Linked DNA regions of Mus musculus: region 1 is linked to region 2. Evidence: chromatin contacts called from ENCODE Hi-C or POLR2A ChIA-PET data. All regions are on one chromosome and are shown on one strand. The core of a region is the stretch at or near the end of the contact, and the rest is flanking DNA. Distances in the headings are between cores, read along the strand shown.

What was found. A loop is a pair of places that touch in the nucleus more often than their neighbours do. ChIA-PET counts read pairs that join two places held with the same protein, here RNA polymerase II (POLR2A).
Region 1: a map of heart shows a loop between it and region 2 (2.3-fold over the local background). The contact joins the promoter of Mrpl20 here to the promoter of Atad3aos in region 2. A Hi-C loop is called at or near these places in 4 of 37 maps with a recorded cell type or tissue (gastrocnemius and heart). POLR2A ChIA-PET finds 5 or more read pairs at or near these places in 3 of 5 experiments (Patski and embryonic stem cell).

The regions. Positions count from the first base shown.
Region 1 is chr4:155,801,410-155,804,267 of GRCm38, reverse strand. It overlaps Mrpl20 (mitochondrial ribosomal protein L20), which reads right to left and starts at 1,390. Exons shown (of 5, transcript NM_025570.3): 1 at 1,173-1,390; 2 at 526-895; 3 at 325-435. The coding sequence starts at 612.
Region 2 is chr4:155,759,720-155,762,510 of GRCm38, reverse strand. It overlaps Atad3aos (ATPase family, AAA domain containing 3A, opposite strand), which reads right to left and starts at 1,319. Exons shown (of 3, transcript NR_027972.1): 1 at 1,225-1,319; 2 at 734-1,126. It overlaps Atad3a (ATPase family, AAA domain containing 3A), which reads left to right and starts at 1,413. Exons shown (of 16, transcript NM_179203.3): 1 at 1,413-1,709. The coding sequence starts at 1,508.

The DNA.
Region 1 (2,858 bases), core at 141-2,640, 42 kb before region 2:
GAACACGTTCTTACTGTCAAGGTCAGAAATGACATTTCTTATGGCCCTGTTGACTTAGCTCATAAGTACTTACAAGAACTATAACCCAGCGCACAAGTACAGCTTTCACAAATGACAAAACAAAACAAAACAAAACAAAACAAAACAAAAAACCACTTTTGCCCAAACATGTAAAGGGAATTCCTCGGGAATGAAAGTCAACATCCTGCGGCTACAGAAGGCTAAGCTCCGGGGGCATGGAGGGCTGAGCTCCCGAAGCCGGTTTGGAAGAGAGCCTAGCTCTAGGGAGATGAAGGACAAGCTGGGGGTTGGGGTCGGGCTTACGGTCCTCAGGTTCCGCTTCTTAAGTCTGCGGGCCTTCGTACACTTAACGAAGGCTCTGGTCACCGCCCTGACGGCCAGGCGGTAGCAGCGATTCTTCCTTCCCCGAAAATGCTGGATGAAGAAGAGGGGAGAAGGGTGTCGGGATGGCAGCGCGGCCCTCCACCCCCGCCCCACGCCTCGGGCCGCGACTCGCGCACTCACCTGAGCGTGTTTCAGCACCTCCTGAACCCGCCAATAGCGATCGGTGAGGCGGTTCCGCAGCCAGAGCCGCGTCGTGAGGAAGACCATGATGGGCTCCCGAAGCCCGACCGGCTGCCAGAAGCGCTTCCGGGTCAACGGTCAGACAGGCCAGCCCTGCCGGATGTGTGCGAGCACTGTCTTCCGGGGCGCCTCTAGACTCGCTCCCTCAGTTCCGTTGTGCCAGACCGTCCGCACGCGGGAGAATGGTTAGAGCATAAACTGGAGGAAGCCCCGCGGGCGGGGATGGCGAGCAGTCCCGGACGGAAATCAGATCTACAGAAACCGCCAAGGAACACTCGGTGGTCCGCTCTTCTGTGGGCATCAGTTGACCCTAAAGGAAAGTAAAAGAAATTGGGCTGGTGAGATGGCTCAGTGGGTAAGAGCACCCGACTGCTCTTCTAGAGTTCAAATCCCAGCAACCACATGGTGGCTCACAACCATCTGTAACAAGATCTGACGCCCAAATAAATAAATGAATGAATGAATAAATGAATAAATAAATAAGAATAGCCATGTGAACAGTATGTTTAAGAAAAGGAAAAGAAAGTAAAGGAAATTAAATCAAGTAAACCCATTCCAAAGACAGCTAGTCTGAGTCAAAGGCTCACATGAACAAAGGTATCTACTGTCCTGAAGATGTATCCTGGGGATGGAGCCCAACCTCCCGCAGGTACAGAGGCCAAGTTTCGGGGGGTGGAGGGCTGAGCTCCTGGAGCTGTGGGAGATACAAGCTCTACCGAGATGAAGGCGAAGCTGACAGTCGGAGTGGGACTCGCAGTCAACTCAGCAGAATTGGGGCTGGAGAGAGGGTTAAGAGCACTGACAGCTCTTCCGAAAGTCAAATCCCAGCAACCACGTGGTGGCTCACAACCATCCGTAGTTAGATCTGACGCCCTCTTCTGGAGAGTATGAAGACACCTACAATGTACTTAGATATAATAAATCTTTTTAAAAAAGAAAAAGAAAGAAAGAAAGAAAACAACAGCAGAATTTAGCTTATTCACCAGCTTTACTTGGAGTAAAGGTCTGAGTAAGAAGTTGGCTACCGCCGGGAGGTGGTGGCGAACGCCTTTAATCCCAGCACTTGGGAGGCAGAGGCAGGCAGATTTCTTGAGTTCGAGGGCAGCCTGGTCTACAAAGTGAGTTCCAGGACAGCCAGGGCTACACAGAGAAACCCTGTCTCGAAAAGCAAAAAAAAAAAAAAAAAAAAAAGTTGGCCACCAAGCCAGATGGTGGTGGCACATGCCTTCGATCCACTCAGGAGGCAGAGGGAGATGGATGTCTTGAGTTCAAGGCCAGCCTGGTCTACAGAATGAGTCCCAGAACAGTCAGGGCTACACAGAGAAACCCTGTCTCAAAAAACAACAAAGTAAAACATTTGTCTGTCAGGTCCCAGATGAGGAAGTAGACATGGACTCTCATCCCCAACCAAGAAGCTATCTCCAATTGCCAGCTGCTCCTAAAAGAAAAATTAGTTTTTCCTTGAGGGAAAGTCTTACACAGGGAGTCTTACATAGTATACTACAAACCACACCTTAAGGGCAGGCCCCAGGTCCAGATGGCCAACAGAAAACAAATTCAAAGGTATTTTGGGAGATTTTTTTTGGGGGGGTCTCATATTGTTTTGTTTGGGAATTTTTTTTAACTTTACTGTTCGTTTGCTTATATTATTGATGATGATAGGTTATTTCTTCACAGGTGAAATGAGCCAATTCAAGTCAGATTAGAACATTTAAAGGTAGGTTTGGCCCAAAGGATTGAGAGAGGAGGATTGGCCAAAATGTCTGGCTTACATAGGGAGGAGCCTTTGGTGGAAGGGCAGCTCAGTCCCTGGGCTGGAAAGTTTAAGGTTGGGGGCAGAGTGTCCTTGCCAGGTAGGAACTGAGGGATGCTGGGAGAACCTGCAAGCCAGGTCTGCTTTGATATGTAAAATATGTACCTGAGTTCCCTGTCCCAGGATCTGAAACTAAACAATTATGGTTTCTGAATTTGAGTTTTTATGTCTTTGAGTGTTTCTCATGTTCTTTTGTAGGTTCTTGTTTTTTCTTTTTTTTTTTCAATAATTTATTTTTGTATTCACTTTACATCCAATTGCAGCACCCCCTTCTCCCAGTCCCACCCTTACAAATCCCTCCCACTCTCACCCACTCCCCTTCTCCTCAGAGAAAGGAGAGCCCCCCCCCTTGGGTACCACCCCACCCTAGGACATCTAGTCCCAACAGGACTAGGCACATCCTCTCCCTCTGAAGCCCAACCACACAGTCCAAGTAAGAATGCCAACAGGGGGGCTGGAG
Region 2 (2,791 bases), core at 70-2,569:
GTGAAGTGTATGGGAATGGATGGAGCTGCTGCTGTTAACCTGGGAAATGAACTGTTGATTTTCAGACAACATAGACAGGAGTTGTTCCAAAGAACCATTTCTAAACAGGTCTACCTCCCCCATATCCTTTTTCCACTATCTCTGATGGGTGGTGGGCTATAAGGAAGGTTACAGCACTCAAGAACTATCATTAATAGTAAGATTTTAAAAAATTAAAGTTTTATAAAAAATAAATACGACTAATAACATACCTTCAACTTCCTTTTTTATCATTTAAAATTGCCTTTTGTCCAGTGTTAAAAAACAGTCCAAACAATTCTGTGAACTCAACCGGTTTTATGAAAGATGCCTGGACCCAAGACGCTGACTTTGGTAAATGTGGGTTCCTAGTGACAACTGCCACTGTCCATGCTACCTTCCACTTGCCCAAAGGTTAGGTCAACCCTAGGTCCAGAGCAGGCACCTGGCTCAGCAGGCTCCCAAGGAGCGCTCACTGGCTAACAAGCACAAGCCTGGAGCACCAGCCCTCACTCTAAGTAGCTCCTGAGTGTAATGTACCCTCTGCAGGCTCTGGGAGTCGGCTTGGCTTTCTGGCTTGTACTGCAAAGCAGCAGCATGCCAATAGCCGCCGTGGGTTGCCAAAACACCAAAGAGGATCGGGCTCAAAACACCGCCTGAGCAATCGTAGCAGAATGGTGCAGGATTGTTTGTCAGAGGCGCCCAAGTCTCTGACCTAAGTAACTCTCTTATTCTTATGCACGCTTGGCTGTAGGAGCCGCTGGCCTGGAGACGCTCAAAGCAGCCACAGATATACATGAATCCGGCTCCGAGAAAGCGTGGGGTCACAGCAGGGGTGCCCGGCCGGTCGAGGGGCGCCAGGGACCCCTTCTCTAGTCCTCCCGGCTGGAGGTCTCACCCCGATTACTTCGCCCTTAGTTGCAGTGACCTGAGGCATCTCAAGTCCGGAAAAAATTAGCTCCGGGAGACCCACAGCACCTTCAGGTTTTCCCTTCCTCTTCTGTTCTTTGGGTAGGATTCACAGCAGAAGAGTTCTGACCCTCCGTGGTGTGAGTCCAGTGTCTCTGATCGTCTGTGGGCTCTGTGGCTGGGGCGTCTCCATAAATGCCTATAGCGACAGGTACAGAACGACCCCAGAGGAATAGCACCTTTGCTTAAAAAAAAAAAAAAAAAAAAAAAAGTTTTCTAGGATGAAGGCACACCCACCTCGAAAACTTTGCTCCTATTTGCCTGGTCCAGGAGCTCTGTCCAGTTCCGCCTCCTTAGAAAGCTGGGCAAATCGTGCCACCGACGCCACTGGCGTCCCTATGTCAGCGGCCAATCCGGCGGCTGAGAACGTCTTGACCCTCCTAGGTTTCCGTCGTCCAGAAGGAAGGGGTGTGGCTCGCGCCTGCGCAGTGAGTCGCGCCCGCGGCGCGTGGTGACTGCGAGGAGCCTCGCGAGTCACGCTCCGGTACGGTCCGCCGAGGGCGCGCGGAGCTTGCAGACCATGTCGTGGCTCTTCGGCATCAAGGGCCCCAAGGGCGAAGGCACAGGGCCTCCGCTGCCCTTGCCGCCCGCTCAACCCGGGGCGGAGGGCGGCGGTGACCGCGGGGCGGGAGACCGGCCATCGCCCAAGGACAAATGGAGCAACTTCGACCCGACGGGCCTGGAACGTGCGGCCAAAGCGGCTCGCGAGTTGGAGCACTCGCGTGAGTGCGCGGGCTGGGCTTGGCGGGCCGAGGCCCTGGGAAATGGGAGGTTTCTCTCGGAGGCACTAGCTGCTGCCCTTAGGACTTTGGTCCTCTTGACGTCTTAGCAGCACAGTGGTCGTTCGCAGCCGTACCTTTCAGGTGACCTGAATGGCCGCTTATGGGACATTTGGTCATAGCCGTCCTGCATTGGGGGAGACCCCGATCCTGCCACCCTCTTGCACTTGTAGCTGTCAACACGTAGGTCGTAGGAGAGACCCTGTGCCAATGTTGGCCTTACCTACTTTACTGTTGGGCTTTCTAGCTGCCTCCACGTGGTGCAGGCCAAAAGTCATAGCCAGGTCAGGCGATCCTGTGTTGTGGTAGTTAATAGCAATCTCTCACTTAAAAAGGAGAGAGTAGATGTCGTGTTTACTATTGGATGATAGCATTCCACTGTGGAACGTGAGGTGAGGGTGTCCGTAAAGGTTGATCCTCTCTGAGACAGATTTTAGCATTGATGGATCCCAAAGGCCAGGACTTTTCCCAACAAATGACACATTTTTGTTTTGATGTTGACAGTTTGTGCCAAAGTGTAATGTAAGGTGGATTTTTTTGATTATTTTGCTTTGTTTGTTCTTGTTTTTATAAAGACTGTGCAGCCCTGGCTGAGACTCCTGTAGACCAGGCTGTCAGAGAAATCACAGCTCCACCTGCCACGGCCTCCTGAGGCGTGTGTCACTATGCCTAGCTAGTTGAAATATTTTTAAGAGCCTGCAGGGGGCTGCAGAGATGGCTGAAAGGCTAAGAGCACTTGTTGCTATTGTAGTGGACCTGTGTTCAATTCTGTGCACCTATATGACAGCTCAAAACCTTCTGTAACCCCAGTTTCAGGGCATCCAAGGACTCCTCTGGCTTCTAAGGGTACCAGACATATACATACTTATATGCAGGCAAAAACTCAAATACATAAAAAATTTTTTAAAAGCCTGAAATGTCAGCTTTGTTGAATGAATACTTATTGAAGGATGTTTCCATTCTCAATTTTGTGTTTATGCGGGTGTTCTGTTTTTCAAAAGATCCTATAGGGAAGCCCTAATTTA